Regions from separate parts of the Homo sapiens genome. Here all the other regions are linked to region 3. The links are chromatin loops, found by intact Hi-C in ENCODE. Cell type or tissue: dorsolateral prefrontal cortex. All regions are shown on one strand. Region 1 overlaps GMDS (GDP-mannose 4,6-dehydratase). Region 2 overlaps GMDS-DT (GMDS divergent transcript). Region 3 holds the start of FOXCUT (FOXC1 upstream transcript). Region 4 has its middle 190 kb from the start of LINC02521. Region 5 overlaps GMDS (GDP-mannose 4,6-dehydratase). Region 6 overlaps GMDS (GDP-mannose 4,6-dehydratase).

The links. Peaks named below come from ENCODE experiments on the same cell type or tissue, not always from the same donor. Only the 100,000 strongest peaks of a DNase experiment are listed, where the experiment ranks them.
Region 1: a loop joins it to region 3, with 2.5 times the contacts of the local background. A loop is called at or near these places in 3 of 110 quality-filtered maps.
Region 2: it touches region 3 in a loop (10-fold over the local background); 106 of 110 quality-filtered maps call a loop at or near these places.
Region 4: a loop joins it to region 3, with 11 times the contacts of the local background. A loop is called at or near these places in 73 of 110 quality-filtered maps.
Region 5: it touches region 3 in a loop (8-fold over the local background); 101 of 110 quality-filtered maps call a loop at or near these places.
Region 6: a loop joins it to region 3, with 2.9 times the contacts of the local background. A loop is called at or near these places in 23 of 110 quality-filtered maps.

The regions. Positions count from the first base shown.
Region 1 is chr6:1,853,919-1,857,918 of GRCh38, forward strand. All of the region lies in intron 7 of GMDS (GDP-mannose 4,6-dehydratase), which reads right to left. Among named protein-coding and RNA genes, the nearest start is that of FOXC1, 250 kb to the left of the region's middle. In dorsolateral prefrontal cortex, CTCF peaks have their summits at 2,209 and 2,548; a DNase peak (open chromatin) is centred at 2,689; H3K4me3 peaks cover 603 bases.
Region 2 is chr6:2,351,712-2,355,711 of GRCh38, forward strand. The region is part of intron 4 of GMDS-DT (GMDS divergent transcript); the gene reads left to right. Among named protein-coding and RNA genes, the nearest start is that of GMDS-DT, 110 kb to the left of the region's middle. In dorsolateral prefrontal cortex, CTCF peaks have their summits at 2,359 (motif pointing left) and 2,560; a DNase peak (open chromatin) is centred at 2,360.
Region 3 is chr6:1,602,392-1,606,391 of GRCh38, forward strand. FOXCUT (FOXC1 upstream transcript) reads left to right here and starts at 3,140. Exons shown (of 2, transcript NR_125804.1): 1 at 3,140-3,408; 2 at 3,625-4,000. RefSeq lists silencers at 1,859-2,278, 2,329-2,398 and an enhancer at 3,700-4,000. In dorsolateral prefrontal cortex, CTCF peaks have their summits at 2,114 (motif pointing right) and 2,315; a DNase peak (open chromatin) is centred at 2,104; H3K4me3 peaks cover 2,405 bases; H3K27ac peaks cover 2,653 bases; H3K27me3 peaks cover 4,000 bases.
Region 4 is chr6:2,447,076-2,451,075 of GRCh38, forward strand. No RefSeq gene overlaps it. Among named protein-coding and RNA genes, the nearest start is that of LINC02521, 190 kb to the right of the region's middle. In dorsolateral prefrontal cortex, a CTCF peak has its summit at 1,858 (motif pointing left); DNase peaks (open chromatin) are centred at 1,882 and 3,652; H3K4me3 peaks cover 664 bases.
Region 5 is chr6:2,194,036-2,198,035 of GRCh38, forward strand. The region is part of intron 1 of GMDS (GDP-mannose 4,6-dehydratase); the gene reads right to left. Among named protein-coding and RNA genes, the nearest start is that of GMDS, 50 kb to the right of the region's middle. In dorsolateral prefrontal cortex, a CTCF peak has its summit at 2,220 (motif pointing left); a DNase peak (open chromatin) is centred at 3,216.
Region 6 is chr6:2,035,286-2,039,285 of GRCh38, forward strand. The region is part of intron 4 of GMDS (GDP-mannose 4,6-dehydratase); the gene reads right to left. Among named protein-coding and RNA genes, the nearest start is that of GMDS, 210 kb to the right of the region's middle. In dorsolateral prefrontal cortex, a CTCF peak has its summit at 2,468; no DNase peak of the experiment used is centred here.

The DNA of each region.
Region 1 (4,000 bases), 250 kb after region 3:
TTCCCCTCCATGGTCCTTTAGCACTATTCAGAGGCAGACAATGCTGCCACTGTTTTCAGAACATGGACATGGTCAAGAGTGGAATAATATAATGATACCATTTCAAGCAGGGCAGCTAAGGTTGTGTCAGCATTTCCATTATAAAAACCTCTTTTCAAGGATTAATATCTCAGGTGTAAAAATTCACACCCAGGCAAGATTTGGTAGCAGAAATGCTTTTATTCTGTAAAACTGAAAACTATGCTTGTCTTAAAAGTCGTATTTTAATGTGCACCAATTTTCCATACACAGATATGTGATAACAGAACTTAGAGAAAGATGGATTATGAGTCTGTGTGTATGGATGAGGCCACTGACATTGAGTTTACCTTAATGGCATTATTTTACTGCAAACAAGGGCAAAAATACCACATACCAAATTGGAATTTCAGACTTCAGAACTCAGATTTTGTTGTAAACACCAAAACACAACACGCTGATGACAAACTTCCAATGTTCTCTGTTAATCATGTCCTCCAGCACTATTTAGCTCCTATCTATCCTTTTAGAAGAGTGGTTTCCAACTGGGAGTGATTTTATCACCCAAGCTATATGTGGCAATATCTGGAGACATCTGTGATTGTCACAACTGGGGCTGTCTGGGTGCTTCTAGCAGGCAGAGCTCAGGGACACTGTTGAACAGAACAGCTAGAATTATTTGGTCTAAAATGTCAGTACCACATTGCAGAGCCATTCTCATTCAGCATGTGGGCACACCAGATGCTGCCTGCAGACTCGCGATCTAGCAGCAAGATGGGCCACATTCATGAGCAGCCTTATCTCCAATGTCTTGAGATTGTCTTGTCTTCTTTTCACGTTTAGAGGAGAGGAGATACCTCAAAATCTCAAATTATCCTGGAATATTTCCTTTATTATCATCCTTTCTTGCTAAGGGATAGCTCACTCTAAAGCACAGAGATAATTAGTAAATGGAATGAAAAAGAAGATGAGAAATAAGCCATTCTTCACTATTAACTGATGGTTATTTTTTGTGTTTTCTTTAGAGAAGAAAAGTCTGTGGGTCTGAGATGTGTAGTTGTCAGAAAAAAAATAAAAGTTCCTCATCTGTGGTAGATAAGCACTTGGCATCTAAAAACCTTTCTGCATTTATTTTGTTGATCTTTGTTTACCTATGACAAATAGAGAGAGCTAACTCCCATACTTTATATGTCAGTTGATCAGCCAAACAATCTCTGCATATGGTGTCAGGAAAGACATCAGGTGGCTCCAAGTGCCTGTATGACCTGCTCTGGGAAAAGCACTTGGGGATCCATAGACCTAAGACATTCAGAGTCCCAGAGCTGTTAGCCATTCACATCAACATCTTCTCTAGGTGTCAGCCATTTGCTCAAACCACTAATCAAGCAAATTTTGGTGACTTAAATTACAACTCATTTTCTTTCTTATTTCTACCATTGAAGGGAGGGCCTACTTAGTAAAGAAAAAGTAAAAATGCAAGAAGCTGGAGTCTGGCCAAGGATTTTTCAGTTAACACTAAACAGAACAGAGTTCTATTCTAGAACAGAGATCACTGCAGAGTCCAGAATGCAGTCTAGAGAGGGCTGGTACTACTCCCCAAGTATTGAGAGGGTACCTGACTTGTTATGTAAACAGCTGTCACCAGGAAGTAGTAAATGAAGTTAAATATCAGAGGAAAAAGAACTCAAAGATCCACTGAGAGAAATATTCAACTGGACCAAGTGATAAAAATGTTACTTTTGTTAACCAAAATACAGTCTGAGAGCAGGATGCTGACTAGCAGGTTGACAAAGAAACAATATTTTTCAAGAAAAAAATGTACACAAATTCACCCTTCTGGAAATGGAAACATTTGAAAATGAATTTTAATTTACTTTTTCAACAAATTTTAGGCACCATACAGTCTAACCTTCTCTTTTCTATCTGCTACTACAATGCACACACACAAACACACGTATGGATGGATGGATGCATGCAGGTACATTACAGGGAGATTCTGACCGTGACAAATTGGATTTATAAATACATATTCATACAGACAGTGTGTCTGTGTACCTAATCTCTCAAATCCAAAATCTCCCCACAACCGTTTCAACATCCTCCAGAATTTCAAATGGCTGAACAATGAACAGTAAAGTATCTTGGGAATCCTTAACCTCCCTGTAAGTACATAGACTGCCTCAGGGGGTCAGTTTTGTATTTTGGAATTATGGCTGGTGAGGATCAAACTTGTCGGTAGTGATGGTGATAATGCTGGTGTATGTGTCTTTAAAATACCCTAACTTTTTTCATCTTCTGATTTTGGTGAATAAAGTTGCTGAAAATGAAAACTCTCTTTATAATTCACACAGGCTTGCCACAACGTCACAGAAATGTGCTCTAACCTACCTGTGAGAGGTTGCCTGTATCTATTCCTACTTACAACTCAGCAGCTACACTCTCTCCCTTTACTTCCATAAATCAGAAAACTCCTCCTGGCCCTGAAAACATTATTAGCTACCATATGGAGTGCCAAACTCTACCACTGCTGTAGACATTAGCTCTTCAGATGGCTGAGAGCTAACGTATTTGCCCAATTTGCATTTTAATAGTCTGCAGCTGCAGTGGACTCCTTTCACTTTATGATGGGGATGCCCCAGCTTTGCTCAAGACAGGCAATCCTGGCATACTGCCCAGAGCAAGGAAGCTGTAGCGGATCTGGACAAAATGCAAGAGTACAGACTCTTATTTCCAACAGAGTTCAACAGGTAGGGGGCTCCACCCTAGACCCAGCAGCTAGCTTAGAAGTGTTTGGTGTGGAACTCTTTAGGCTGCGTAGTTTTGATATTCCATCCTAGACATCTTACCCTTGTGACCAATCACTTTGTTCCCTACAGGGCCATGTGGATGTGAACAGAATCCTTCCTTATGTCCATCTTGGAGGTGAGAGGCATCAACTCTCATGTGCCACTGAGAGAGAGGGCAAAAATATTAAAAACCATTGCTGGAAGGACACCTTGTGAGTTTGTAAGTTTTTCAGCACACTTATCATCTAAGAAACTAAACTAATGAACTCAGTCCCAGAATGCATAGAGTTGTCCCACATGCGAATAGATTTCTACCTCTATCAAGAGTTCCCTGTGCTTTCCAGAGGGAATGAGCACCAGCACTTGCCATTCGAATCTGTCATCAAGATGCTCTCAGGCTCTTATCTCAGACAATGTTGACTCCACTACCAAGTTATAAAGTATAAAAGGAAGTGGGTCTTAGAGATGGTACAGAGGAAAACATTCATACGACATTCCTTGTTGTAGTGAACGTAACTGGGTTTTGCAGTTTTCCCACTTCAAAAAATCACCTGACAGTCCGTATGCTGCGTTCAGTTCCACTCATCATAAAGGGAAGCACAGGATTACCTGGGTGACAGCTTCCAAAGCCCATGAACCATGAATAAGGCTGGGGACATACGGAGACAGCAGCCTCTGTGGTGTGTTACATTGGATCTGGGCTGAGAGTTGCTGTCTGCTCTAGTATCTTTATCTCCTTTCACCTTGGAAATTGCTGTTTGGCTCTGGCTAATAGTTGGTTGACTTCAGGATCACAGTAGGGACTAACTTGGAAAGTGCCCTTAAACTTATTTTTATCAGGATGCCTCTTATGGTTAAATATATTTGCTTCCTGTTTGTGAGTTGGAGAATTGCCAAGCAGAATGTACACCTCCCTCAGCCTTGAAAGGATGGATGCTTCTACCTTTTTTGCATTATCGAAGAGATAATAAAGTGTATTTGTGTTATTCACTATATTTTTAGCAAGACTGAGCCCTAGTCCATGTGCAGACTTCTTGGTTTTGTTTATTAATAAAAATCATATATATGGCTGCAACCATTCTGACAGTCTAGAAGTTGCCACCCTTGTTAGGAACTGCATTTCTGTGATTATGATCAAAATATACTAAGGTAGTTGTCTATAATTATCATCTTGGAACACTCATGGGCCATTCTAA
Region 2 (4,000 bases), 750 kb after region 3:
CCCCGGCTCTCCACAGCTTGCACCTATCCTATCTGGAGTAGTAGTGAGAGTTGTATCCCTTAATTCCCATTTTTATTGGGTTTCTGGACAATGCTGGAAAGCATTCAAAATAGCTCATATTTTACTCTTACCTTGTGAGTCTAAGTAAAGACCCATTCATTTCAAGAAAAATAACTTGCTTTTGGTTCTGTCCCTGGAGCTAGAAAGTTTGCTGTTAAGTAGATTGATTACGCATCAGCCTGGAATAGCTAGTTCCTTGCTGTGTGGCCTTGGGCAAGCCACTCAAGTGCTCTGGGCTGTCATTTACTCACCTGTGAACTAAGAGGGCTGAACTGGATGATATTGAAGGTCCCTATTAGCTCTAAGTCAGGGCCCAGCATGCAGGCATATCAAGTTTCTTTTCTTCATTTTCAAAAAGTAAGCTTCTGAGAATATTTTTGACCATATTGCAAAGTCAAATAATTATTGAGTGAGTCTGTTATTTCATGCCATTCCTTTTCTACTAGCTAATCTAGTTTGCAAAATACCCTATGCTGCTGGTGAAAGGAAAAAAAAAAACAAAGTGTGAACCCAAAACTCATGATTCATTCTAAGTTAGTTCAACAGATTAGTTCCTCATTCTCTCAGATCTCCAGGGAAGAGACATCAACACCAGCCCATCGCTGATACCCTTTGTCCTGGCCTCCGGAGCGCTCCCTGCACAGTCCCAAGTCTGCAAGAAGGGGGATCTTTTCTTGAAAACCTACAGTGCTAATAATTGTCAAAAATATATAAATTCTAAATTTAAAATTTAAGGTATTGGTGCCTATGAAATGTCCCCAACACAAAGAAATGATAAATGTTTGAGATGATGGAAATGCTGATTACCCTGATCTGATCACTCACTTTATATGTATTGAAACATCATTATGAACTCCATGAATATGTATAATTGTTATTAGTCAGTTAAAACAAATAAAACTAAAAATGTTTAACGATAAGAAGAAAAAAATGTTGTGTTGTCAACACTAAGTTTTAAAACACGCTATAAGGTGGTTACTGAAAATTGCCTGCTGTGCTTGGTATGTTGTGCACAGCATTATGGTTATTTATTTGGGGGTGTTTCTGGTTGTCTTCTCTTGCCCCTGTCGCCACACACAGCCCATTGTGCAGCATTATGAGTGTCTCTTGGGCCAAATTTTCTGATCTCAGGTCCAGGATTTTTATTTCTTAGTGATAATAGTATGCATTTTTAAAAAGTATAAATGATTAGTATCAAATTCTAATATGTAGCTTTAAATTGGAAAATTTTTAACTAGAAAAATTTTAACATCATATACAGGCTAGAGTCTTTTTTTCTGCCAGTCTTTGTGGATTTTACTGGAAAAATATACATACATCCCATGATAGAATTTATTCTCTAGAAGATGATTGGCAAACTTTGGCCTGCAAGGCCAAATCTGTCCTTCCTCTGCATCTGGTACTACTCTTGAGTTAAGAATGGCTTTTACGTTTTTAAGTGGTTATGTAGGTGCCCACGTAATAGTCTCGACTTTACCTCTTGGTCCCCAAAGCCTGAAATATTTATGATCTGATCTTTTAAGAAAAATTTGCCAACTCTATTCTACAGAAAAGGAATGAACAACTAACTCAGCAATGCATATGGAGAGGAGAGGAGCATGTAAGTAAACCTGAGAACTTTGGTAATAAAGAAAGAGAAAATTTTATTCAGATTATACAGAAGTATTTACATTTATAAATGCCTCTTTGACAATATGATCGGTTTCAGTTTATCTTGTTGGCATGATTCAAAGCCCTGGTGTCAGAGATTGTTCCATTAAGTAGGCAGATTACACACACACACACAGATAAGGACATATCAAGTAAAAGCACAATTAAAGAGAAGTTCGTGGGAAGATCCTGATTTGCATACCCAGAGTGGGTCTGTATACACATTAATCTGACAGCGGCCTGGACGATTTTAATGTTTCTAACTCCGAATATAAACTTGTGTTTCTCTCATGCAGATGTTGCCCTTTCTTCTGCTTATAGGAAAATTCCCATGTAGTTTCAAAGCCCTGTCATGGGCAAGGTAAACAGTGGTGCTAGCTGTGAACAGATAAAATGTATATCCATCGATTAACTAAGCCTTGGAAATGAAACACGTCCTGTCTCTTGAATGCTGTACACAGAGCCAAGAGAAATAGACGGATCATCAGGCTTTACAAAGGGAGTTCACAGTAGTCGCTGATATGAGGGAATAATATCTTTGAAAGTTTCAAAACACAGATAAGATGAACTCATTTGTATTTCTTGGGAAATACTCTTCTGAAACAATGAGAAGCTCTTGCCAGGTTTAGGCTGTTCTGGTATGCAGTCAACACCGCCACCAGCTGGCCTAATTGAGAAAGACTATTTGTGCCTAAATTTCTCTTACAGAAACTATGTGATAAAAATAAAACACCTGGCAGAAGGACGCAAAGCTCTATCATTTCAAAATTCAGTTTTTTTCCTGTTTTGTGAAATGGCTTTCACAGAAATGTGCCTTTAGGTGTGACTGTTATCTTTTGATAGGAGTGAATACGTATTGGTATCATATGCAGCTACAAACCATTTCCAATATACGTATAAAATAATGGGAATTATGGATCTTTGTGGTGCTAATAATTACGTTTGTAAATACCCTGGTTTCCATTTTTTTGTCTTTCCATTTTCAAAATATGTGTATAGTGGAGACAAAGGAGAAGAGGGTGAACCTTACATTAACCGATTATATCTCATGCTGGCAGGCATTCGTGAAATGTTTGGTGAAAGGGAAGTTTAAAATTACTGATTAAAGTGAGGGTCTGTGTTTACTAAAGCATTGTACTTTAAAGCCATTCTTCATTGATATAGAACATTTCAATGGCGTTCTGTTGATTTAATCGTAAAGGTTCTGATGTTTATATCTGCTTATACTCTTCTACTGCAAACATTCACTTCCCAACAAATTTATTCGAACCACACATTACATTTTGGGAAGTTATGTTAACCAAATATTGTTGCTGCTATCTCTGTAATATGACTGCATTTAACTTTACTTTTGAATTTGTTTTTGAAGAGAGTACTTGCAGACAATGGGAGCTGCCTGGAAGAAATACATATAAGCAACATTTGTGTAATGGGCTAAATCCTTTGAAAAGCAGTGGTGGAGGTGGTAGTGGAGGGGTAGGATTGATTTAGGGAAGTCTACGTGTGTGTTAGCTGAAATATCTAAATCTGAAAGCAATGATAATACCATATGTAAAATTTCCAATGCATGTAACTTGAAGTATAGTATATATGCCCAAAGACATACTTTATTCTTTGACAGATTTCTAAGATTTCTAGTGAAAAATGAAATTAAAAACCCCGAGCAACAACAACAACAGCAACAATCTAAGAGAAATATGACATTAAAAACCCATTGATCGTAGTTTTAGACTTTAAAATGACTTGTAATATTAAAAGCTGGGACAGAGAACAAAAAGTGTGTCTGTATTAACACACAAATCAAATATTTTGGTTAAAACCATATTTTGGTTCCTATTCTTAAGGCAACACAACTTATTTTCAGCAATTCCGTCTTCTTGGACTCTAAGCAAGTTTTAAGACTCTTGGAGAATAGCCCAGGGTTTCTTACTTAGTGGTTAAAGTCTATTTGGAGTGCTTGGCACTTGTAATACTTTAAACATTAGTTTAAACTACTCCTCGCTGAAATGATGCTGTTGGCTTTTTGAACTGGGAGACGCCATAACCACCACCTGATCCAACCCTCTTTTTGGGGGGAAATGGAGGCCCTGTGTAGCCAAGGAAGTCATCTCAGTATCAAAATGTGTTTCTGAGTTAGGACGAGGACGTACGTTAGAGTAAGCAGTGGGTGTACTTCCTAATTGAATGAGTATTCTCATGAAGCACTAACTAAACTTTTTTCTTGACTGTTGTTCACACATTCATTGTTCCACTTTGGGTCTACTATGTCTTAAAACAATCTTTTGGGTCT
Region 3 (4,000 bases):
CCTGAAACCCACCTCCTGCTGCCCATCCCTCCTCCAGCCTCCTCTGGCTGACGTCTGCCATGGGTCCGAGAGGAACTGCTCCTGCTTCCTCAGTGTTCTGAGGCTCCTGGCCTGCCTGCCTGCCTGCCCATCTGTCTGGAGCTGTGGGTAAGAGCGGGCCCACCATTGAGGCAGGGGCAGAAAAGAGCCTCTCTGCTTTATTTGCTGTGTTTTCTGGAGAATCTTCCTTGGGGAAACTAAATGAAGGGAAAAGCAGGAGAGGAGCCACCAGATAGCATCCAGGAGGAGAGAACAATGCATTCACCAGCAGGTCCTTTATTCGTTTATACAGAATGTCTGTGTCCAAATATATACCATTTTTCTGTGCATGCGCGTATACCAGTTTCTCCTCATAGCACTGGCGTGAGCATCTCTAGAAGAGTATGGAAGTGTGCAGATAAACCAGACCAGTGCAAGTCAGTATGTGTACACATATATAATAGATTCAACGGTTGCTGTGGGTAAACATCCTTCCCATAATAATTAGTATTTAGCTTCATGGATGTCTGCAAAGGGTGCTCTGTTACACACCCAGCTGCTAGAAGAAAGCCAAACACGGAGCAGGCCTCTATGTGTTTGTTGATTACATGGATTAGTAAACGTATCATCGATCTGAAATGCACATTTTTTTTTTCATTTTAGCAACTGAAACGGAGATGAGATTTACCACTGATGATATTTAATAATTTAGTTTTTTCCCCTCTTAGTGGCTCATAAGCACTGTACCTTATCATAAGTGGCGTCTTAGATCCAGTGAGCCTGTGCAGAGTGCAACTGCGAGGGCTGTGTAATCTTGGGAAAGCTCTCTCTTTTCTTTAAGCTCAGTTTCCTCATGTGTAAGATGTAGATCATAATATCCATGTCAGCGTCCTTGTGAGGATTAGGTGAAAGGAGTGTTTAAAGCACACAGCAGGATGACCGCATACTAAGTGTTCTGTGCATCCTACCAGTCTTTATAATTGTGGTTATGAGTGTCCGTGTTTAAGATTGGAGAAACATGGAATAAATTTGCCTCTCATTAGCGTGCACACTCTGCCCCAAACCCCTTTTTTTGTGGGGGGAGGTGCTGCTCCATCTAGTGAGTGGGGAGATTTTCTAATTCCCACTGGGGTCCTTGTGACCCCAAGCCAAAGCGGACCTTTAGTAAATGTAAATTCTGCATTTCTCTGCTGCCTTCATTTATAGTCAACCCGGTCGGACTAAAAAGAACTACCAGGGCGACCATAACTAAACACTACAGAGCAAGTGCCTCCTTTCCTCGCAGACATTTATTTCTGTGGAAATTCGCCTGTTTGCCATAGTTTGTCTTTTCTTATTTCTTCACTTCCAAACTAAACAGCCCTAATCCGAGCGCATACCTCTCTGTGTGCCAACGTTTCGCCTGTGTCTGTGTCTGCTGCGTATGTAAATACGGGCGAGCCTCTCTGTGGGCAAAGCCATAGGTGTGCATGGTCCTTGTTCCCATAGGCGACATCGGGGTGTGTGATTGCACGTGGGGGTGTGAGGCCTCGCCAGCACCGCCACTCACTGGTCCTGTTCTCGAAACCGGTTCTTTGGAGGCTCAGTTTTTGGTAATTAAGACTAAGGAGTGTTTAAAAAACAGAAGTACATTTTCCTGGAAACCAGCAGTCTTTATTTGCAACTTTTATTGGCAAACCTGGCTGCCAGTAAATACATTCCTTGGCATCTCCCACAATGTAATTCACTGGATGGAGCGGCCTTGCTTTTTCTGTAACGTGTACGTCAATTAAAAGGGCCGCCTGGAAGGAATGCGTAGCGGTGGCTGAAAGCCCCAGTCTCGGGTCACCTCCCTCCACTCCAGGAACAAAAGCGTCCGTGGTCTGTGCCTGGAAGTCTGAGAGGGTCTCCCCGATGGGGCTGTTCCCGCCCGGACCCTGAGGGATGAGAGTTGCAGCCTAGAAAACCAGGTGCCAGGCCCTGCGGGGTCCCACGCGGGCGGCGCGGTCTTCCCCAGGCCTCCTTCTCTGGAGACCCGGTTCCCAGGGGACGCTGTGCGGGGACAGGCGGAGCCGGCCCTTGGAGCCCGGCGCGGGCAGAGGCGCCGCGGAGACAACGCCTCCGACGGCAGGGGGCGCTCGTAGCACGCGCAGTGCGCGGTGCGGGCGCCCAGGACGGCTGCCTGGCCCCGGGTTCCCGAGGCGCGGGACCTGCCGGGGTGAGGTGCCCCCAGCCTGAGAGCCCCAGCCTGGGTCGGCCAAGGGGCCTCCGGGCTTCCACATCGTCCCTTTTTCTGCTGACGCTCGCGGGGAAGCGGCGGGAAGCCTGTGAGGGGCGGCCTGGGAGCAGACGGACCACCAGGTCACCGGCGCGCGCTGCCAGGCGCCGACCCACTCGCGAGGACCAGCGGTTCCCGGAGGCGTCGGCCCTCAGGTCCTCGGGGGAGGCCGGCTGCACCGAGCCGGGTGTCGGCCTTGTCCCTGTCCTGAGAGGTGCAAACACCGGCCCCGGCCCAGGCCCCCGGGGCTCCTGCCCAGAAGGCTCAGAGCTGGGGGCCGACCGCGCCTTACCCGCAGGAGGCCCGGCGGTGCGTCCGCGTTGGTGCCACTCCCCGGCCGGGGTGAGGGACGTCGGAAGGAAGGTCCCAGGGCGCAGGGTTCCGCGAAGGGAGCACTCGGAAGGAAGGCTGGCTGCGGCCCCGGCGCCTGGGTCCGCTGCGGCGCCGGGCCGGAGACCTGGGAACAGCCAGCCACCTGCAAGGTTGCAGCCCACCTCACCCCGCCGGCGGCTCCGGGGCTGTCTGTGGGTCTGTCTCACGGGGCAAAGCCTTTCTTCCCACACCCACAGCCAAGGCGCGTCCGTGCAGGGGCACACGCCTTCTGCTCCAGCCCCAGGAAGGCGCTTTCGCCCTGCAGTCCTCCGACGGCCGGCTCCCGCCGCACCGCGCACCCTGGCTCCGGCAGACTCTGGGGCCTGGGGACTCGCCCACCCTGCGCGGCGCGCCCCCCACATGAGCCGAGGTTGGGAGGCTGCGGGGCCTCTGTCCTCCCAGGCCGTGGAGTGCGGCGGCCGCTCTGAGTCCGCTGGGGACCTGGATGGAGAGAAACTGGGGCTCGTTCGCGCACACATGCACCATTTGTTCTTTCCGATCATCTATCCCTTTACGAATTTTATTTTTATTCCGGATTGTTAATGCAAGACGACAGTTTGAATCTCCATTTACCTCTGCCTGAACACAAGAAGCCCTGAGTCTTTTGAAGCCGGGCACCAAAGTTAAAGATTCACTTCCCGCATTCCCCATGGCCCCCTCTTGCAGCTTAGCTCGGCTCTGAGCCCCCGAAACGCCCTTCGAGGCGGGGGCTTTCCTGCCAAGGGGCGATAGGTGGGCCATCCCGAGGCGGGAACGATCAGGTAGGTGTTGGCTGGCTTTCTCCTGGGTGAGTAGTTAGGGGAACCGCCCCTCCAGGGGACTTAGATGACATTAAATTATCCCATCACACAAACTTCCCGTGGAGGTCTGCCCCCAGGAGGGCAACTATCGGATTAATCCAACCATGTAGACAGGCAATATGGATCACTTTGTCTTTAAAACAATCGAAAACCAAACGCTCTTTTCGTTTATTGTAGAAATTTTTCTACTAAGGACGGGGCTGAATTGGAGGGACTGTGCTGACAAATCCTCTACTTGAAAATCCCCCAGCTAAGGAGTATCTGCCCAAGGTCGCGGCCACCCAGATGTTCGGTCCCCACTCCTTCCTCCGCTGAAAAGTCGCACCGATGACTAACGTTGCCTGCCGGCCTGGTGGTTTGAAAACGAATGCCGGGCATTGATGCAAGGATATCCTCCCCTACCCCTGGGATTCTGGTCTAAGCAAAGGAGGCCGAATGGAGAACTAAGACAATTATCTAAGTAATCTAAAAAGCTCAAAGACATCCCCAAGCGGACCTTGCTCCAGTGGTCTGTGATGGCAGCCTAGTGGACAGTTTTCTAGTGGCCCTCTGG
Region 4 (4,000 bases), 840 kb after region 3:
CCCCAAAGTGGGATTGCTGGATTGTGTGGTAGTTCTATTGTTAGTTTTTTAAGGACCCTCCATACTGGTTTCCAGAATACCTGTATTAGTTTACGTTCCCACCAACGGTATGCAAAGGTTCCCTTTTCTCCACATCTGCACGGTTCAGTTCAGCTCCTAAGGGAGCAGTGACACCGGCAGCTGAGGAAGCGTCATGGATTCCAGCTTCACTGATTGTCCGAAAGCCAGTGGGGCATCCCTACATGCCTAACTTACTTGGCTGCTGGGGACCCTGGCTTATTCTCTCTTTCTTGTGTAGGCACCACTATTTGCTGAGCATTCCAAAATACCTGCTTGGTTGTTCCCGGGGAAAAAAAACCCAGGCAGCAGCTAGAGCTGGGTATTCTGCTCAGGTGACCAAGATGGAAGCAAAGTTAATGAGTGACAGATGCCACACCAGAGATGACATTGGGCGGGCCGTTGTTCCAGCCCCTTGGTTTCTACCTGGGTTTGGCAGAAAAGCAGCTAAGTCTTTGACTCGTTTGGTGTAACTTGGGCTGAATCCTGTTGTTATCTGTCAGCCTTGCTTTACAAAAACCTCATTTCCTAAGCTGAGTTTTCCATCAATCAGAATAATAAATCAGCCAAATTATCTCCATCTGGCTTTTGGCAGCAGAAAGCTCTTTAGGCTAAGAGAGAAAGGAAACCTTTATCTTCTTCAAAAGCTATAAAGCAGTCACATTTTTAAATGAATGTAAATTCAGTCTTTAAAAAATATTTTCATGCAAGATAGACAAATAAGATTTTAAACTTGAAATTCTGTAGACAGCATAGTGCAGTCATTCCAAGTTTGGCTGTCCTTGATGGTTAGGGTTGACAGATTCAGCGAATAAAATTACTGGAAGCCCCATTAAATTTAAATTTCAGATAAACAACAGACAGGTTTAAGCATAGATATATCCCAAATATCATCTGGGACATACTTATACTAAAAAGTTATTTGTTGTTTATCTAAAATTCCAATTTAACTATATGTCTTGTGTTTTATCTGGCAGCCCTCCTAGGGATTCATGAAAGTGCTTGAACTAAAGCCAGGTTTCCTTACTTGTTGTTCTAGATTCTTTTGGAGCATGCTATAAGCTTGCTGTGCTTCTTAAATCGATTTATTAGGTTACCTGTGTGGTACAGAGCAAAATCCAATTAGCAAGAAACTATAAAAAAGATATTGTCACGTAGAAGCAGAAGTTTACTGTGGGAAAGGAAAAGGCAAGAACAAAATTGAGTGTTTTGAGTTCAGGCTTCAGGGAGGGAATGGAGCAATGCCTAGCACAGATCTTGAGTGTAGTGGTTGGAAATAATATTCAGCTGTCACAACTCGGTCTGAAAGTGTGTCTTTCTATCATTCATTCTTGCCAGGTTCATGCCCTGTGAAAGGCAGTCAGGGAGTCTATTTTATGACAGTGGGCTGATTGTGGCCAGATGTTATTCTTGCTGTTTGCTACGTTTTATTGCTGTTATATTATCTTTAAACTATTGAACGATGACATGTAATGAAACTCCTAATATCCAGTAGTCAAAATCATTAAATTACAAGGTCTGCGAAGCCCATGTCCATCTTGAAAGCATTTTTCAATACCTTCCACACTTCTCTAAAGTCCATTCATTTATCTTAGTGTATTATAGCTAAGAGCCCTACATTCATGCTCTGAAAAAAAAAAAAAAACAACTTCTGGGGAAAATATGTTGATGTAGTTATTGTTTTCATTATCATACATCATGTTCACATTACTATGGGAAAGAGCCCTTTTCCCTTAGGGAAAAAAAAAAACAAAAACTGTCCTGAGAGGAGGGAAGGTGGAAACACACCAAATACAACAGCACCCTCCACTGGTCGCTAAAGGAAAGTGTGCTTTTGTGATGTGGACAGGAGGAAGTGAAGAAGGTCATCGTAATGAGCAGCAGATTCGGTTGCCGTTCGAAGCACAGGCGTTAGGGTATCAGAACATAAGTAAGTGATTGGAATCGGGCCATTTTTTAAAGTAGCAAGAACAATATAAAGAAGTGTCCACTGACTCTCGGTGCTGGGAACTGAGAACGGAGCTGTAAATCATCTCGAGTGAGTGTTTCGCTGTGACGTCATCGCAGAGGATGTGGGGTCCTTCACCATGATTACGTTTTCCCTCTCCTTTTTGTTGGAATAGATTCTGACAGACAAAAGCAAATTGAACTCAGATGCACTTCTCAGCAGTCTGGAGAGGAAGCTGGATGTGAGTGCTGACCCTGGAGCCACTGGCTCTGTGAAGGTTGGTTTGCTTTGGAGCTTGACCCAGCTGCACCCGGGCGTCACCTGCTTTTCGCCGCAGCCCACCTGGAACAGGGGAAGTGTCTGCTTATTCCGCAGTGAAAGCACTCTGTTACCAGTGCCTTCCACCTAGTGCGACTCCGCCGCTTTGGCTATCTTCTCTCATCCTAGAATTCTCACTGTGTCCTAGAAAGCCCCAGTGTTAGAGGTGTGAGGATCTTTAAAGACCATCTAACCTGACCTCTGCATTTTACACCTCATAAGTCTGAGGTGAGTCACTGGGTCATCTATATAGAAATATTTTAGTTCAACTAGCTGCAGTGTTGCTAATAACTAACTCTGTTTGGTGGCAACACCAATTTTTCAAAGAGATGTTTCATAAAGGACCCATTATAATCCAGGACTATCCAGGATGGAGGGCATCCAGCTGCCGGACTAAGGCTATGAAACAGTTTGCTTTATTGCTTTTAGGGTCTGTTTTATTCATGGAAATGGATGAAGTCACACCCCAAACTGATGAATGGTTAGTTTTGGTCTGTTGATGAATTATTCTTCCATAACATCGGTATGTGAAGTGGATGGTAAACCAGTATACCCAAGGCAAGTCTAAAATGGGGTTTGAGTTTTTCACTGGCTCCTAGAGATGCCATCAAATCAAGTTAACCTCATGGCCAAATTAATATGCATAACAAAATTGACCAACATTTTAGTATAATTAAGCAATGAGAGAGAAACTAAGAGTATCTCAGACACTTTATTTTTCTTTCATAGAAAGTTTCTAAGTTCAATTATTCCGAGTCTTAGGTTTATAAAATTGAAAAGCAACATGAAATAAAACCAAAGCAAAACAAAACACCAAACATGAGTTGACTCTCTTTAAAGGTCCTTAGAGCAACTTCACCATTTGAGCCATGCAGCCAAATGTTTCTAATAAATTGTGGTAAATAGATCTAAAGAAACTAAGTGTGTGTGTGGATGGTAGTCTCTCAGAAATCGAGTCAGAAATTGGTTGCCAAACCATCATCCTTCACCCACGCTGTTAGGTTTGTTTGTCACTACTGTTACTGCGGAGGTAGCCCAGGGGCAACGTAACCTCTGGTTTTCTGAAAGGTGCCGCATAGACTTCTTCTGTGACCAATTTCCATAAAGTTCGTTTAGCAGTTCAAACTTTATTAAGACTCTTGACAAAAACAGCTGCTAGAATTGCAAAGGAATGTAATAAAAAACATAGAGTCAGAAACAACCGGAGTCTATAAAAGCAATATCCAGAGTGGCCAAGTCCCCTTGGGGTGCAAACTGATCCCGGTCTCCATCAGCGCCGCGCGGACCTCCGTGGGACACCCGGGCTCGACTGAAGCGCACAGGCTGGAGGCTCCTGCCATCACCCGGCTGATAACCTAGTTACAGTCCGGGCAGGGTGCCAAGTAAAGAATAGCACAAGCAGGTGGGGCATGGAGTTTTGAAGTGTGAAGAAGCACTGGAGCAAATTCATTTTATGTTGCTTTTATTATGCAGTAAAAAAAAAATCTCCAACACATACTCATTTACAAAAAAAAAAAAAATGTTCAGTTGATTGTAGTTTCCATATTAGCACGAAGGGGCACAAACTGGTGTTAGCCAGAGACTCTGAGATGCATTTGGAAATCTTATATAGCAGGAATTCATGCTGACAATCCACTATTGTTAAGCTGCTCTGATGTGGGGACTCTTTGAAATACA
Region 5 (4,000 bases), 590 kb after region 3:
TTTTAAAAAAAAAGAAGCATTATAAATATGATGTGTCTTTCTCAATTCAGCATGATGTAAGTCAAGTTAGGTAGTTCCCATGCCTCAGGAAATCCTGGCTTAATCTCAGCTCTGTCAGCAGTTTGGACTGTGTGTGTGTGTGAGGGGAGGAAAAGGCATCTATTGATTAAGGTGCTTCTGTATTCTCCATTGAGTTCTTCTTGAGTTCAAGGTTAATTTTTTAAATCACTGTAATCTTTGAATGTTCTTTAAAAGAACATTAAAGCAGAGAGAAATGGCATTATAATATTCACAATACAAAAAATTAAGACTTGTAAAGAAGAGTGAAGAAAGTTGGGGAAAATATGCTTCATGATTCTTAAAGGTCGATTCCTCATGGAATATATTTTAAACATACACACATACATATATAGTTGTTTAAACCCAATAAATAAACATTTCAGCTAAAAGTATTATAACACTAAATTATATCTTTAAGCATTTTTACCAATTTTACTTCCTTACTTTATCAATCATGTTTCACATCTCTAATTTCTTTATCATTATAACAAATTTCAATTTTTATATCAAGATACCAATATAAATAAAAGACAATTAAGGTTAAAAAGTGCTACACGCACACACTTTTTGGTTATTTTATTTCCTAAACATGGAAGAGGGGAAAACACAAACAATTTCTTCCACACGTGTCACACACAGTAAACATTCTTTCAAATCACGTCAGTTTCCTTGACAAAAATTAATACCTTAATAAAGATCCATTGTTTAAAACTCTTGGTTACCACTTGGCTAGCCATGCATAAAACAGGACAATTAGTACAGTCAACTGAACATTATCAAGACTTTCAGACACAGTGACACTGTTCCAGCCAAGCACAGTAGTGATGTTCCGTGAATGCTGCTCTGTCAGCCACAATTACCCCTTAAACAGCCTTTGGAATTATCAGCCTGTACTTTGCTAAAAAGAAAAAGAAAACATTATTTTAAATAATATCAATAAAAATCTTTGTTTCCTTTCTGAGGTAATTATACACACATGAAGTTAGCAAGGGTAAAATCATAGTAATTTTAAAACACATGCTTAAAAGCTTGCATCTTTTCTCCAGTAAAAGCTTTAACCAGACTTAGTATAAAGAAAAAACGGATTTGAATTTCACTGTCTTTTCCTTTTTCTTCTTCTGTAGAAGCGATAGTACTTAATGATTCTGTTCAAAAATTCTGAAGCAAAAAGACCTAGACAAATAGGAAATTAGACGTTACATTTTTGAAGAAGTGTTTTATTTTCCATTATTCCTTAAGGCTATCAGGCCAAAAAAAAAAAAATCTATTCCAAGAACTCTGTGATTCAAATATAAAAAGTATGAGAACCAAAACTGAGATGCTATGCCTTGGTCTGCTGAGAACTGTGATAATTTTCTTGAACTTTGCTGCATATATATTCTAAAGTAAAGCAAATACTTTGACATTTTATTCTTTTTATCCTAATGTAAGTGGAAAGCTACAAAGCAACTTCCTTTTCAGGGGATAAAGTAAGTTTTTAAAAGCCTTCTTTGGAAATAATTAAGTCCATAAAAATTACATGTTGATTTCTTAGGTATTATGTGTCCTTCTTTTTTTCTAAAGAATGAAGGTATAAAATAAGACAATGTAAACCATGGCAACAAGGTTGGGTATGGCAGCTCATGCCTATAACCCCAGCTCTTTGGGAGGCCAAACCAGAAGGCTGGCTTGATACCAGGAGTTTGAAACCACCCTGGGCAACATAAGAAAGACCTTGTCTCTACCAAAAAAAAAAAAAAAGTTAATAAAAATAAATATATAAATAATAAATCATGCTGACAGTTTAAATTTCAACAGTGAAGTTAAACATCTATCTATTAATTTCATTTGCAACTGTGGAGAGTATATGCCAAAATAAATATATACATATATAAGTAAATAATCATAACATCCCAAGATGACAATTGGGGACTGATTTCAGCCAAAACACAAATAATGTCTAAGTTTTTATTTTATTAAGCAAAACATAAGTTTGTGCCCAAAAACTTACAAACATTAGTAACAGTTCAAAACAGTCAATCTTCTACTTTAGCATTCTAAGATTGTGTAAAAAACTAGATAAATTATTACAATGGTTTATATTAAATGGTCTCCCTGAAGTACAAAGCAACTGCAAAACTATAATTATCAAGGACTAAAACACGCAGATGCTATATACTTGAGCCACCTGGTGGTTTATTTCCCTCACTGCACTGATAAACACCTAGTGCTATGCACACAACCTTAATTAGACTCTACAAGTTTTACTTTTGGTGCCAAGACCAGAAAGAGTTTACTTTTACCAAAATGTAGTAATAGTGTGGGTCACAAGGCACAAGTCTACTTGGAAGCACTTAAAAAGTTCACTGTTGCTAAGTACAGAAGGCACTCCTGAAATCTACCATAGCAGGTCTCTAGAACTGTTTTCTTATGTTTTTTTCTACAGTGTTTGATGCCTACAGTAAACATAGAATCCAAAACAAATTCAAATAAACTGCAGATCATGCCTCAGGTTTGCTTGTGGTTTCTTTACCTCTTGCCTAGTTCTGGACAGTTCAGGACAGACCACATTAACTTTTAAAGGTTGCTGTCTTAACTGTCAAGCAAGGTAGTAATAGGTGCTCAGAGATGTTGGTTAAAAAACACAGGAAAAAAAGTTAAACAAAAGTACACTCTGTTACCAAGAGGAAAGCTGCAGAACACCAATCTTTGTGACTCTGACTTCAAATTAGGGACTCTTGGGGTGATCAAGATTTTTATCAAAGCAGAATGTGTCCAAAGCATACCTTTATCTTCAAGCTTACTAGCCTAACAGCTGGAGTGCATTAGACAGGAGCCATGACAATTCTAATGATAATGGTGGTGATGACTTGATTCTAAACGGATACTTGTCAAAAAGCCAGTGAAAATTTAAGCCTTTTAACTAGTAAAAGGGTTGCAAGTTAAACCTCTGTGTCCAGCAGCAGTCCCACACCCTTCCTAGGAGAAGCAACTTCCTCAATTTAAGTTTCAATAATGTCTTATGTGAAGAACGAATAAAGTCAGTATTAAATAATGTCATTAGCAAACTGACACATCCATTATGATAACTGTTCCCATTACTGGCTTTAGTAGGAGGTGATGCCAGAGGCTCTCCCGCACCATAAGGCAAAGCGCTTCATGTCCCTGACTCATCCAAGCGACTCAAGGCCGCCCAGCTCTCCAAGTGGAAACACTGAGTGGGAAGGAGGCTCTCAAAGGATGCCTCTATTCCTCCTCCCGCCCAGGTTCTTGGTGGAGGGTAGATGCTATTAAAAGACTAGTTTCCTGAGGAAGGTAGATAGTTTCAGGGAAAGACCATTTGGCTGGAAGGAGGAGGCTTTGTTGCCAGCTGTTTCTCCAGCTCCACTGCCTGTGTGGTCCCAAGTAAGTTGCTAAACCTGACCACGTCAAGGGCCAGGTCTATAAAAATGATGACATTTCCCGTAAAAGGGCCTGCCTGGCCCTGCACCATTTGCCTTCACAAGGGAGCACTGCACTAGAGAAGCTCTGGCTTTGCTGTGAACAAATCAAAAAGTGACACATGGGCTTGGCATTTTCCTCCATGCAAATCAAAGTATCCCATTTCCCTGAAACACTTTAACAGGATAATATGGCTTTAATTTTCCACACTTCCTAATTCTGGGTGCTAACAGGACACAGCCGCCTTGTGAGAGAAACAATGGCACAAGTAGGGATGGCAAAGGAAGACACCCCTCTCATGGAAGCCACGTTCTCACAGAGGAGCCCATTCTGCAGGGCTAAAAGGCAGATTTTACTTTCTGTCATTCATTTCCTCAAGCTGTTATTGAGAAACAACACAGGTACCAGTGGAGGATGCGTGCATTAGAGTCAGAAAGCCAGGTCTCCCCAAATCCCATCTCTATCATTTACCATCGGGGAGACACTGTACAAAGTAACTTCTCTGATCATTCCTATCCCC
Region 6 (4,000 bases), 430 kb after region 3:
CCTCGGTATGTTGAATGCTGTGCCTGACCTGCCTAGATGCCCTTCTCTCCATTTCCCAGAGCTCAAAGCTTATCCATTCTTCAAGGCCAACCCAACTCATGAGTCAGCTCCTCATGATATCAGGATATGTCTTCCCTGATTTTCCAAGGATTCACCACTATACATCTCCCACATCTTGTGTCTCAAATGGCACTTACTTTCTATTTGGCATTTGACCTATTTCTCTGTCTTATCATTCATTTCTGTATCCCCCATCATACATACCAAGAGACTTCTCTCCTAAATAAAAGCTCAAATTTGTGTCAATTATATCAATATTATTACCTATGGTCAAGTTATTTAGGAAGCAGAAAATAACACAGAACAACAGAGTAAAAGAGTAACTTATTTATTTATATTTATTTATTTATTTATTTTTTGAGATGGAGTCTCGCTCTGTCACCCAGGCTGGAGTGCAATGGTGCAATCTTAATTCACTGCAACCTCTACCTCCCAAGTTCAAGTGATTCTCCCACCTCAGCCTCCTGAGCAGCTAGGATTACAGGTGTGCACCACCATGCCCGGCTAATTTTTATATTTTTAGTAAAAACGGGGTTTCACCATGTTGGCCAGGCTGGTCTTGAACTACTGACCTCAAGTGATCCAACCACCTTGGCCTCCTAAAGTGCTGGGATTACAGGTATGAGCCACCGCGCCCAGCCAAAAGAGTACTTTAAAATCCTCTCCACAAGTAATCTCATGTCGCAGGGCAGCCTGGCCTGGGCGACTGTCTCAGCCGTCATTTATTGCACCTCTAAGAATTAGATGACAGTGTTCTCCTTTCACCTAACTTTAATTTAATGTAAGAATTTGTGTGCCTAATGAAAATCAACTCAACCCTGAACTCCCTTTTCAAGTCAATGAAGGAAATCGGGAGACTTAATTAAATGGTGAAATAAAGCCCTTTTAAGGAGGATTTATGACCCTTCTGTGTAAAGTATTTAAGATAACAAGGTGTTGATAAATTAGGTCTTGGCTGGATAAAGATCTAAACACATCAGTATAACAGATTATGAAGTTGTCTTTCATAAACGCAGATCTCGGGAATAAACTGAGTTATTGATTCATTAATAGGTTTGCTAACTGGAAAAAAAAAATCACTGATTTTCAGAGCCTTACTGCTTGTTGGCACCTAGTAATCAATGCTTCTTCCCAGGAAGGTCTGTCCCAGGGATCACTTAGTACATCAACTGTTCTAGGCTTTAGCAATCCATACAAGGCATATAGAAATTCCTGGCGTTACCCATTATCATACTTGTGTGTCCCAAATAAATGGGGCTCCAGGCAAAATGCCAAGACAGTGTTAAACAGTAAGACCATATATGCTGATTAATGATAATTCTCTTCCTATAAATGTCAGAAAGTAAATATAGGATATACTGAGAATAAGCAGTTATCCTCACGAAGCATATTCTATGGGAAAAGTAAACCATAAACAAGATAAAACAAGCTGCACGGAAAGACTTCAGAGCCTATGGCATGCTGATATGTACTGTGAAATCTGCATGGTAAGCAGTATTCTCCAAATTAACGTGGCGTAGCTCACCTTATGCTATCCTGAACCATAAAACACACTTTCGTAAGTAAGGTTTTAAATAAGTGCTCAGTAGATACATCCTAATTTCTATTCCTGTTGTACCTGGAGTTATCTTTTGGAGGCGAAAGGTAATGAGGTAGGAACAGCCTGAACTTGTGAGATAAAAGGAGGGAGCCCTTGGTAGCATCATGATTATAAATGACATTTCTCTAATAAAGGTAACTGCACTTAGGGAGCTGAAGAAATGGTTCAGTCAGGCAAACTGTCTGGGTATCAACACTTCATACACTTGGAGCTCTCCCGTGAACTGACAATGCCCCTTCAACTTCACCCTCAATGAGAACTGCTTCTTGTACAAGTAAAAGAAGGTGGGAAACAGATAAAAATCTTAGTGGAGAGTTACAAATGGTCCAAAAAGGAGGTAAACTAGATTAAGTTCTCACACTGTAGAATCAGTCAAAAAACTACACGACGTTGTTGTAACCAGAGCCTCCAAATAAACCATTCCCACTGAAGTACGCTGGTTCACACTGCAGTTCCCTCACTAGTCAGCTGTGCATGGGGGTCCTGCTCATTCTGGACTCCCAGGACAGAGAAGCAGCATCTGACACATGTCCCTCACAATGGGGGAGGGAGTAGCAGGAAAGAAAACTCTGGTTTGGTAAGTCTGAGTTCAAACAGACGAGAAGTACAATCCTATCTTGTGCCCAGAACAAGAAACCAAACATCGGTGATGGCATCAATGTCTACGTCATAGTTCACCTCAAATTATGTCTTTGGGAGGGGAAAATTCTACAAATTATGCTGTAACATAACAAAGCGCCTGGATGCTGTGAATAGAAAGAAGTGGTTGCTTGGGATTTGGTTCTGCTGCTCTCTAGTGTTTACAACCGCTCAAGCCGCACTTTCCTTAGCACTAAGGTCTCAAAGGTGTTGGCAACCTGCACATGGTTTCTAAAGGAGCCTGAAAGGAAGACATAAAGACAAGGAGCAAATGAAGACAAGAGAGCAGGGGAAAGAGAAAAGCGGTAAAAATAAATAAATAAATAGATAAATAAGTACTGTAAGTAGTACTAGTATAATGGTTGTTTCCAAAGATAAACATTTTAACTATTCCCTGCCACAATATCTCCAGTTTACCTGCCTTGGTACACCATACTTTTAAAGTTAACCTTGAACCTTGAAATAAAGAGGGTTGGGGGGGAGGTGGTGGTGAAAAAACTAGCTCACCAAAGCGCCCTTATAAATTAAAGCCTGAAGTTGGGCTCGGTCCCTTTTCATTGAAGATCGCCCCCCTTTGCCATCCCCACCTCCTGACACAAAGCTGGTTTTGTCCCAGCCTTGCATCAGCTGCACAGTACAGGGTGTACATGCTGAAAAGCAGCTGTTTGCTGACAGACTGCGAACTGGGACAGCTAGCTAGAGCTAAGTGAAGTGGTTAACCCACATCCCTTCCCCACTGATAAAGTGCTTTGATAAGCAAACTATACTGGTAAAAGCTGGAAAGACTGCCAGAAAAGCCGCGCTCAAGAATGAATGCAGGCTTGTTTTGAGGGAGCTTATGCTTTCACACTGTCGACTTTAGCCTTCACTCCTGGTCCCCACCTCCACTGGGCCCGCACACTTCAGTGTTCCTTCAGCTAGCAGCAAGACCCATTCTTTGATATGTCAAATCAATATCCTGCTCATACAGAAAAACAAATATATATTTTAAAACACTGCAAAAAAAAACAGCTCTTCATATAACTTTTCTCAAAAGTATTCTTCCCAATTCAGACTCCTATGAGAAGCAAAGCATTAATTCCTCCCGAAATATGCTCCTTGGATCAGTGACTGCTGAGTAACATAAGCACATAAATTTTTTCTCCAACTTTTATTAACAAAATGAAATTTGAAGTTAAAAAACATGAGGGTTATTTGGAGTTTCAACTGCTGTGCACTCTGGACATATAGTTGCTCATTAATGGCAGAAGGCAGGGGCAACGTGAAGGCACACTAACCTTAACTAATGTTTTTCTTTGGGAATATGTCCCTCATTTAGATTTGTGGACTGGAGTGCTTGAATTCCGCTAACATACAGCCATGTATCACATAACAGCGGGGATACATTCTGAGAAATGTGTCACTAGGCAATTTCATCGTGCAAACATCATGGAGTGAATTTACATAAACCTGGATGGTACAGCCTACTATACGCCTAGGCTGTATGGTAGAGCCTATTGCTCCTAGGCTCCCAACCTGTACAGCAGGCTGCTGTACTGAATACTGTAGGCAACTGTGACACAATGGTAAGTATGTGTGTTTATAAACACGAAAAGTACAGTAAAAGTACAGTACAAGAGATGAAAAATGGTACATCCGTATAAGGTACTTCCCATGAATGGAGCTTGCAGGACTGGAAGTTGCTCTGGGTGAGAGTGAGTG